Linked DNA regions of Homo sapiens: region 1 is linked to region 2. Evidence: read pairs that join two places in POLR2A ChIA-PET (ENCODE). Cell type or tissue: A673. All regions are shown on one strand. Links, peaks and the distances in the headings refer to the core of each region. The heading gives the core; the rest is flanking DNA. Region 1 overlaps LOC105373891 (a long non-coding RNA gene). Region 2 overlaps LOC105373891 (a long non-coding RNA gene).

Region 1 (5,385 bases), core at 279-5,278, 50 kb after region 2:
CACCACCTAGAGGTAAATATTTGTCTCCCCTGTGACCCAGTCATTCTACTCCGAAAGCTTTCACCAAGGAAAGGGGGCACACATGTCCATCAAAATACATGTACAAAAATGTACACAGCAGTTTCATTAGTGATAGTAAGACATTGGGATCTACCCAAGTGGATAAGTAAATTGGATATAATCATACAGTGGAATAGTGCCTGACAACACAAAAGAATGAACTACTTGTATACTACTTATACATACAACAACATAGATGAATCTCACAGATGTAATATGCAGCAAAAGAAAATAGATACAAAAGAATCTATCCTATAGCATTCTATTCATGTGACATCTGAGAGCAGGCAAAGCTAGTTTATGGTGATAGAAGCAGAACTGTGGTTACCTCTGGTAAGGGAGTAGACTAGGAAGGGGTAAGGAGAAGCCTTCTGGGGTTGATGGAAATGTTACATCAATAGTAAAAATTCACTCATTCACTTAAGTAAGATTTATGCACTGTATAGTGTGTCTGTTATAACTCAATAAAACTGAAGGAGGAAGAAAAGGGGACCTGAGTGAGAAAGACTCAGGGTCATTCTGGTAATATGTTCTATGTCTTTGACTTCCGGGACTTGGCCTCTATTTCCAGACTCCTGACACCAGCTTGCTTGATGGACTATGCTCTTTAGCATCGCCCAATATCAGCTCTGCTATTTGCCTACAGCTTGATGTTCAAACGCATTCTAAGATTGACACTAACTTCTGATACTTGTACAGTGTATGCTCAACTTCAGGTTTGCCCGACTTCAAGGTGAGCTGATACTATCAGAGCTTGCCTGCACCAAAGTAGCTTTTCTGGGGCCTGCCTTCCGCACTCTCCGGCCCCCTTAATCCAACACTTGGTACTCATGATGAGATAGGCCCCAGAACTCCTCATACCATATTTCCATCAGCTGCCCACAGCTGCCACAAATTCCTGGGGGCACCTACAGTTGATCACTTCAGGTCAATGTACAATTGCTAGTTGTACAATAAACCCTGGAGGTCTTAGTGAGGTGGATTGCTTAGAAAAGTCTGGACTCCTTTGGGCCATGCTAGAGGCTGACTTAAGGGCTAGAATAAAAAGACCTTCTTGCATCCTTTCCTCTAGGCCAGGGATGGCAAATACTTCACATATGGGCTAATATGTCTTCCCCAGCTCCTTCCTACCCCACAGCAGACATTAATAATCGACCACAGCAAAAATCCTGGATAGAAAAGCATTCCAAAGAATGTACAAGAAAGCAACTATGTATCTAAGCCTCTGGAGAAGAGTTGTTTTCGCAAGACCTAGCTAGGCAGCACCTCCCAAACACAAGGACAGCTGCAAAGAGGAGAAGGGAGATGAAAGTTCTAGGTCTGGTTTCTTAGAAGTAGATGCTGAAGAGAGGATTTGCCGCAAAAGACTTATTAAGGAAGTGCTCCCAGGTTAGGGAAAGGGATGTAGGTGAGCAAGTGCAATCTCAGGCCAAAGGTCCCAGAAGTGACTTTATTCTGATGGGTAGAGGCACTGTGGGGTGTAAGTTGCACTCCGAGTTGTCCAAGGGAACTGGGCCTGTGTACCTCCACACCACTGGTCAAGGGCCTCCTGGAGAGAAGCAAATTCCCAAGAACTCCTGGCTGTCTGTGTGTGGGAAGTGCTCCAGTGTCCTGAGGGCAGTCCTCCCAAGAGGAGCCTTGATGTGAATGTGGGAGGCAAAGGTGCACACACACTGGGGCACACAGAAACAGCAAAACACTCTCCATGACTAATAAGGCAATTCAAAAAGATAAGGCCAGTGAGAAAGATGCGGGGCCTGGCCTCTTGGTCGTTAATCCCTCCCTGCTCTGGAGAAGAAGCGCGAGGAAAGAAAAAAGCCTTGGACTCCTCATGGTTCTTACCTGACCCACCTGCATGGTAGTCATTCCTAGTGGATGGACAAGGGAGGGAGGGCAGGGATGCTGCCTGTAGATGCCACATTACATAGGGTACAGGCAGCTTCTGGAGGAGACTGCTGGCCCCTGACACTCATACAAGGTCCACTAGAATCGCAATCACTTCCATTTTCCCAGCACTGTGTGGTTCCAGAGTCCTTTTACCGGCATGACTGCATTTTCACTGCCTCTGAGGTAGGCAGAGAGTTTTATTTCCATCAGTCATGGAATATAAAGCGCGAATGCTCTCCCCACTACCTTCCTTTGTGCTCCTTCTTTAATTACTTTATATTTTTGTCTGAAACTGACCCTTGATTGTATAGATCCATGGCTGAGCTGGGGAGGGTAAGGAGCTTGTGTTAATGCTCCACCTTTAAATGGCTCTCTCCTTACTCTGTAATAGAATGATTTCTTTTTCTTTTGTTCAAAAAGATTTGGACTCTGGTCACCTGGCCCAAGTATTGGCTCAGCATCTGCTTGCTGTTAAAATTCTTGAAGCTCTCTGGGCCTCAGTTTCCTCATTTGCAGTATAAAGAGGTTGGCCTAGATTACAACTCCAGTCCTGGCTCTGAAATTGTGTGCACACATGGCTTCAGGTTATGGGAATTGTGTTTCTTTGTTCATTAGGAACAAAGAGCAGGCAGTATATTTTAAAGGTTCCTACTCTATTTTGGCTTCAGTACCTTAATTTTTAGGTAACATTTTTCTTTAAGAGGAGGGAACTGGCTAGTATAAGGAGACCTGCTTTTTTCTTTTCTTTCTTCTTTTTTTTTTTAAACATTAAAGCCCCTGTCTTCAGGGAAGAAGAGGCTGTTGGATGTGTTTTGAATGTTTCAAATCAAAGCCTGCCAAGGGATGGAGAGCTATAGGTTTCAATAAGCACCTCTTTCAGTAATTTTAAGAATTTCACTTATGAGGATAATGAAATCTTCAGAAACCCTAGGAGACATACCAGAAAAAAGTATGACTCATCAGTGGAATTTTCCTAAATACTCTCTCCCCCTACTACATTTGTCCATCAGGAGGGCCTCCTCTGCAGATTCTGAAGACGTCTATAGCCTAATTGGATGCTTGGATTTGGGAGCTCAAGAACCTTGGGAACTTGAGTACTGCTCCCCACACTTCTCAGGTCCTCCCAGCAGCCTCCAGGCCCGCTGTTGAACACTGTGACTCTGGGGACCCGGCTTGCTGTCATTTGTTGGTGTGTCTGTTGTGGCAAATGTTCCTGCTGGAAGTCTGGACCATCGAGAGCAAATGCTTGTTTCCTTGGATCCTGCTTCTCACCATGTGACTTTAATAAAAACAGATAGAAACTGTCACTGTTTCTGTGACAAGATGTGTAGGCTTCTTTCAGATGTGGAATCTGTACCCTGGGGTTTGCAGGCCTCAGTTGGATGTTAAATGCCCTGAGGTCTATGTGTGTAGACCTTGACTTGGATTATGAGCCCTGCTCCTATGCAGGAGAGAGGGGTAGAGCCGACTTCTTCCCTTTTGTAGGTTTTCTTGAGCTGTTGCCAAAACTCACTCCCAGCTATTTAAAGATTAGGAAATACATTTTTGAGAACTTGATTGGATGTAATTTCAGAAAAAGACACGTACATTTAGAAAAGACAATGTAAAATCCTAAAAGACCCAGTTGAAAGAACGAGTTGATGTTTAATTAAAAGCAGTGGGCATAAATGGATTCTGCACATTTTCGTGGATCAAGTTACCTAGAAAGAAAGAAAACTTGTGGGATGGGTATAATATAAACAGAAAGGGGAGTTAAAATAAAGACTTTAAGAAATTAAAATCAAAAGGGACTCTTCAAAAAGAGTGTCCGTCTTGGGTATTAACCTCCAACATTGAAATGAAAACAATTTTGAGAAGCTTAAAAAAAAAAAAAAAAGACAGCCCACATTGCGGCCTGCTTCAGATCTCTGGTGCTTTAGCTTTCTGTGGGAAGCTACAGTTTCCTGTCATTTGCTTGCTGGGTCTAGCATTTGTTCTCTGCCATGTGCATCTAGGATTTCTTACTAGCTATCCAGAGTTATGCTGCCTTGAAAGAAGAGGACATGTGGTTGTTCTTCTAGGCAAGGCCCTCACAATTTGTGAATCCAGTGTAATGGTTAAAAAGTGCTGAGCAGTAACCGGGAGACTTAGGTAAGAACCTAAGCCAGAGCTCATGTTTTCATTTCTCACTCACTGCGTGACTCGGGGGAAATTACTTTCCTTCTCTGAGACTCAATTCTCTCATTATAAATGAGATCCTTTCAGTGCTATCCAAAGGGACTTTCTGCCATGATGGAAATATTCTCATATCTGTGCCTTCCCATGCAGTGGCCTCTAGACAGTGGCTTTTGAGTCTTAGAAAAGTGGCTAGTATGTCTGAAGACTTTCAACTTCTTTTAATTTCAGTTAATTTTGATTTATTCTTAAATAGCCACATGTAGCTAGGGGCTAACATATTGTACAGAGCAGTTTGAGATGTTGCTGAAATCCTTTCCAGTTCTAACATTCTACGATTCCACACTCTGGTGCTGAGGCTTGCATTGCTGGCCAATCTCAAGCATTCGTCAAACTGTTATGCAGAACCTTGCGTGATCCACTTCTCATTTCTAGGGGAAAAAAAAGAGCAGCCAGGCAGAATTCTTCTTCCCAAATAGCTCATAGTTTTGTGGGAGAGAATCATACACTTCTAGAAACTGTAGGATGTTTCGGTTGGGACTCCTGGGAAAATGAAAAGTAGAATCAGCCTTCATCAATATTTGTTACACAAGGGTCTTTAACATTCCTCCAGCAAGGATGCACCACCAGGTAGTCTGTTCTGTCTGGGTCTGGCCCAGTTTTCCTCCTTAACCCAGAAACTAAAAGTAATCTGGACATTCACCCGCTGCTGAGTCAAACGTGGTTATTTTTAGTTTTGGGAGCCTTGAAACCTAATGAGGGTAAATGACCTAAAAGAATAGGAGTATGGGATTCTGTGTTTCATTCAGCGGATAAGCACTTACTGCATGCATTTTGAGTGTCAGACATTGGGTTAGGGATTGGGGGATACCATCGTGTGTGAGACAGGCAGCCCTTCATCTTGGGGAGCTTAGGAGAGGAGGCAGACAATGCACGAGAGGGAAGGATTTTAGATAGAGTTAAGAAAAGAAGATGGTGGCACTAATGCAAATAATAATTTTAAAAATCATTTAGGACACCACAACAAAAGATGCTGGTATTTAGCTTGCGGTCTCTGGTTGGCCATTGGTGTGGGAATAGTGAACTTGGAGTTAAAAAAAAATGAGTTCCGGGCCTGACTGTGCTGCTTACTTTGGTGTGAAGTTGGGGAAGTACAGGGTTGTTCTGGGGATACAATAATGTGTGTGAAAGGGCTGTGTAATCAGCTGAGCACTCTACAATGGTAAGATGCCATTACTATTGTGTAGGCTGCAAAATCTCCTTGTAGATAGTAATTGACTAGTT
Region 2 (5,385 bases), core at 181-5,180:
TGAGCTTGATTCTCCAACTTAATGGTTGGCGAGCAAGCTTTACAGTATACAGTTGGAGTGAAGACAAAAATTGGGAGGAGAGACCCAGGGCCTATACTAATTTCTAGTGAAGAATTTGGAAGGGTTATAGAGAGAAGTAGTTCCCTGGAACTTTTTTTCAAGATTGTTAGTGATGGAGAGGTAATTGTATAGACTGATTTTATTCTTTTCCTAAGTAAAGAGGTAACATTTTTTGATGTCCTGAATATGAGTAATTTACTGTACTTTAAGTAGATGGAAAGTTACATCTCATATAAAAAAAAAAAAAACCCTGACAAATGATTAGGAGTTAAACACATTTTCTACCAAAACAACGTTCTCGCTCATAAGAAAAAAAAAAAAATCCCTGGTGGGTGTTTTGAATTCCACCTAAAAATAATAAGATGAAGAGAAAATTGAATACTACAAGAGACTAACGACATGTGTGGTACAGCTTAACATTTGGTTCTTTTGAGAGGCAAATTTAGTGTTCTGAAGGCTTCACATCTCATATGGCCATCTGATAGCTAGTGATGTGCTGTGTGGGGGTGTCTAGTTAAGACTGTTAGAGAAGGAACTGCTGCACCATTTCCAGATCTATTTGTGAGATGAGAGTTTTTTTTCCCCCCTCTCTCTCCTAAGGAAGAAGAAATGGATAATTAATCTGGCCTTAACTATCCAACTTTAGTTTTGAAATATTGTTCTAAAGTATGGCTCCCTTTTAGGCGTGTATCTTTTTCTAGGTGTGGTTTATCTCAAGACAGTCATTCAAGACTCTGCCCAGCTCTGGGTTTACAAGTGGCTATGTTCTAGAAGAAAATGTTTGACCCTTCTGATGCTGTTCTTAATAATATGCACAAAACCTAGTGACTGGAATTAATCTGTTAAGCACATGAAGAGGTATTTCATGACTTTAGTCATTAGAGGAATTCAAATTAAAACTGCACAATGAGATACCACCATGAGCCATCAGTATTGATGAGGATGTGGAACAACCAGAATGCTTATATACTTCTGGTGGGAATGCAGTTTCTTATAAATTCAAACAGATACTTACTGCATGACTTAGCAATTCCACTCCTAAGAATTTACCCAAGAAAACATAAAACATATGAGCACACAAAGACTTATATTTGCCTGTCCATGGCCATTTTATTCATACTGCTCGAAACTGAAAGCAATCCAGATATCCATCAACTTTGATATATCCATACAATACTACCCAGGAATAAGAATGGGTCAAGCACCGTGGCTCATGCCTGTAATCCCAACACCTTGGGAAGATGAGGCAAGAGGATCACTTGAGCCCAGGAGTTTGCAACCAGCCTGGGCAACATCATTAGATCCCATCTTTACAAAAAAAAAAAAAAAAAAAAAAAAAGCTGGGCATGGTGGCTGGCATCTGTAGTCCCAGCTACTTGGGGGGCTGAGGTGGGAGGATTGCTTCTGCCTAGGAGGTTGAGGCTTCAGTGAGCTGTGATTGTGCCACTGCACTCCAGCCTGGGTAACAGAGCAAAACCTTATCTCAAAAAAAGTTAAAAAAATGAATTATTGATACAACAGTGTGGATAAATATCAAATGCATTGTGGTAAGTGAAAGAAGCCAGACACGTATGATTCAACTTATATAAAATTCTAGAAAACATAAAACAATAGTGATAGACAGTGGTTTCCTGGGGTTAGGGAGTAGGGAGATGGAAGAGCAGGAAAATACTTTTTGGGGTGATGGCAATTTTCTATGTCTTGATTATAGTGGTAGTTACATGATTGTAAACTTTGTTAAAATTCATCCAATTGTACTCTTAAAATTGGTGAATTTTATGTAAAACTGTAGCTCAATAAAGCTAGTTTAACAATATAGCCACTTGTAATCATAGCTACTTGTAAATCCTGAGCTTGGCAATTTCTTATAAAGTCAAACATGTACTTACCACATGACTTAGCATTTCCACTTCTAAGAATTTACTCAAAAAAACGTAAAACATATGACCATACAAAGATTTGTACTTGCCTATCTATAGCCATATTAACCAGTCAACGTGTATTTGTAGAGAGGCTAAATGTGCCACCTTTGCTAGGTGCAATGGGATAAATGTTGTGTCCCTTTCTAAAAAGAAAGAGGTTATGGTCTGATTGAGGGGAAGAAAGATTTTCCCTCATGTTTCATTACAGAACAAGACCATGTATTAAAACATAACTTCACATATTCACAAATTCATTTATCCAAAATGTATATTGAGACATGATTAAAGCTTAGTACTAAACAGGATGTAAGTGATTTCTGAAGATATATCTGTTGCTCGAAAAACTAAAAAATGGAAAAATTTGGATGTTTCATGAAAATAATTCAAGGGTTTACAAAGTAGATCCTCCTTGAATTCACTGGCTATGTTAGGTTCAAATCACTGGGCTGTTTGTGATAATGAGAAAACACTGGCACTGACTGAACTCTTGATTTCAGTTTCATTCTTGAGCCAGAGAAATGGAATTCTCCCCTGATTGCAATTCTCCATGTAGCCTTCAAAGACTGTGGGCCCTTCCTGAAGGACAGCTCTTCTGGTTAGTGAGAGGATGAGTTAGAGGTATTTTCACTCTGTGTATATTCTTAGAACTTTATGGTTGGTTTTCAGTGTGATTATGTAATCCCCATGCAAATGCCATCTGCCATATTTGGCACTTATAAAATATTGGAGATATTTATTCATTTTGCTTGAAAAACAGATTTTGAGAAGTCAGATCTCCCCCTTTCTGAGAACACAACTGTGTAGAGGGTGTGTACAAGTTCTTTCATGCATGACTATGATAACTATTTTTATTCATGGCTTAGCCTATCAACTTGGTGTAAAATTTTTGTTTAAGTTTTTGTTTGCCATTTGGAACCAGAAATTATAAGATCAACTTAAGGTTTGCCTGCTTTTTGTTTTCTCATTAGTATGAATTTTTACTGTTCTTTTTAAAGGCAGTAATACTTTTAGAATAATATAATGAAGGCTAACTTCTAGATTTGGGTGACTAAAATCTAAAAGGAAAAAAAAAAGAAGAAAAAGGGAAAAGACCAAAATTGATCATTATTTGGGTAAAAAGGAGACTAGTTTTCTCTAATAAAGCTGATTTCTGATTCATAAGCACTTAACTTAGAAATAATCTTTACATATAAGTCATTGACCTAATCAAAGAGTTGCTGCTGGCCCCTACCCACATCCTACTTTCTTCCTTCTATTCCTGGATTCCTGGGAAGAAGAGAAACAATAAACTATGAGGTTGGTGCAAAAGTAGTTGTGGTTTTTGCCATTAAAAGTCATGACAAAAACCTCAATTACCTTTGCACCAACCTGATATAACAATACATCTTGGGTATTTGGACCTGTGGGTTCAGAAGTAGAGGAAGAAATAAACAATGGTAACGTCTGAGGGAATGGGATCCAGGAGAATTTCCAGGCCAGGCCCACCTCTCTGTGTGATGGATTCCTTAAATAAAAACAGTGATTTCTTCTGCATTCTCCAGAAAATTTTATTTCACTTTCTCTCCTACTGATAGTAATTTTATCAATCAGTAGGAGATAAATAAGATTAATAGAATTTTATCGATTTTATTAATCAGGACAATTAAAATTCTAATGACTCACAGGGGTCCTACTTAAAACCTTTAAGTAACTTTGACAGGGTTGAGAAATTGTTAGCTGAGCAGATATTGGAGTAAAATAGTTCAGTTAGCTTTTATTTGACCTATTCCTACCTTTGGCCAATGGAAGCTTTTTAAAAATTGCAACATTTTAACATGAAAATTTTCAAATATACAGAAAAATCCAAAGAATTATGCAGTGAACAGCCATATATATGTTATAGTTATGTATGAGTTTCCTGTTGCTCCTATACAAATTACCATGAATTTAGTGGCTTGAAAGAACACAAATGTATTATCTTACAATTCTGATGGTCAAAGGTCTAAAATGAGGCTTATAAAAAATCAAGGTACTAGCAGGATGTGTTACTTCTGGAAATTCTAGGGGGGATCTATTCCTTGCCTTTTCCAGCTTTTAGAAGATGTGCATATTACTTGGCTGTGGTCACATCATTCTATGCTTCTGCAGTCATACCACTTTTTCTGCCTCTGGCCTTCTGCCAGGGTCCTCCCTCTTTAAGGACCCTGGGATTACGTTGGGCCCATTCTGATACTCTAGGATAATCTTTGCATTTTAAGATTCTTAATCCCATTGGTAAAATACCTCTTGTTGTGTAAGGTAACATATTCACAGGTTTTAGGGATTAGGGTGTGCACACATTTGGGGATCATTATTCAGCTTACTATAAGCTACCTCCTATATTTTAACATTGGCATTTTTCTTTATTACATAGCTATCTCTTCATTCCTGTGTTTGGCTGTATCCCCACCCAAATCTCATCTTGAATTCCCATGTGTTGTGGGAGGAACCTGGGGGGAGATAATTGAATTATGGGGGCCGGTCTTTCCCATGCTGTTTTCGTGATAGTGAATAAGTCTCAAGAGATCTGATGGTTTTTTAAAAATGGGAGTCTCCCTGCACAAGCTCTCTCTTTGCCTGCTGCCATCCATGTAAGACGTGACTTGCTTCCCCTTGCCTTCAGCCATGACTGTGAGGCCTTCCCAGTCATATGGAACTGTAAGTCCAATAAACTTCTTTCTTTTGTAAATGGCCCAGTCTCTGGTATGTCTTTATCAGCAGCATGAAAATGGACTAATACACCATCCATTAATTCATTTTTTTGGATGCATTTCAAAATAAATTGAAGACACCAGAGCACTTTTCCCTATATATCTTAACACATATATCATTAACTAGAGTTTGATGTTTGTTTATTGTTCAATTTTTACTTTTTTAATTTTAGAGATAGAGTCTTGCACTGTTACCCAGGCTGGAGTGCAGTGGTGGCAGCATAGCTCACTGTACAGACTCCTGGGCTCAAGTGATTCTTCTGTCTCAGCCTTCCAAGTAGCTGGGACTACAGGTGTGTGTTATCATGCCCAGCTAATTTTTAAACTTTTATAGAGATGGGCTCTTACTATGTTGCCCAGGCTGGTCTCAAACTCCTGGTCTCAAGCACTCCTCCTGCCCCATCCTCTCAAAGTGCTGGACTTACAGGCATGAGCCACTGCGTCTGACCCCATTATTTTTTTGAGGTAAATTTACATATCATGAATTGCACAAATCTTACTCATGCCCTTCAATGAGTTTTGACAAATGCATATACTTGTGTAATACAAACTCTTATTAAGATATGGAACATTACAGCAGGGTGCCGTGGCTCACACCTGTAATCCCAGCACTTTGGGAGGCTGAGGAGGGCGGATCATGAGGTCAGGAGATCGAGACCATCCTGGCTAACATG

The links. Peaks named below come from ENCODE experiments on the same cell type or tissue, not always from the same donor. Only the 100,000 strongest peaks of a DNase experiment are listed, where the experiment ranks them.
Region 1: POLR2A ChIA-PET joins it to region 2 with 8 read pairs; 2 of 35 experiments call an interaction of 5 or more read pairs at or near these places.

The regions. Positions count from the first base shown.
Region 1 is chr2:219,999,014-220,004,398 of GRCh38, forward strand. The region is part of intron 1 of LOC105373891 (a long non-coding RNA gene); the gene reads left to right. Among named protein-coding and RNA genes, the nearest start is that of MIR4268, 95 kb to the left of the region's middle. In A673, for the core only: no CTCF peak of the experiment used is centred there; a DNase peak (open chromatin) is centred at 2,918; H3K27ac peaks cover 491 bases.
Region 2 is chr2:219,948,694-219,954,078 of GRCh38, forward strand. The region is part of intron 1 of LOC105373891 (a long non-coding RNA gene); the gene reads left to right. Among named protein-coding and RNA genes, the nearest start is that of MIR4268, 45 kb to the left of the region's middle. In A673, for the core only: no CTCF peak of the experiment used is centred there; no DNase peak of the experiment used is centred there.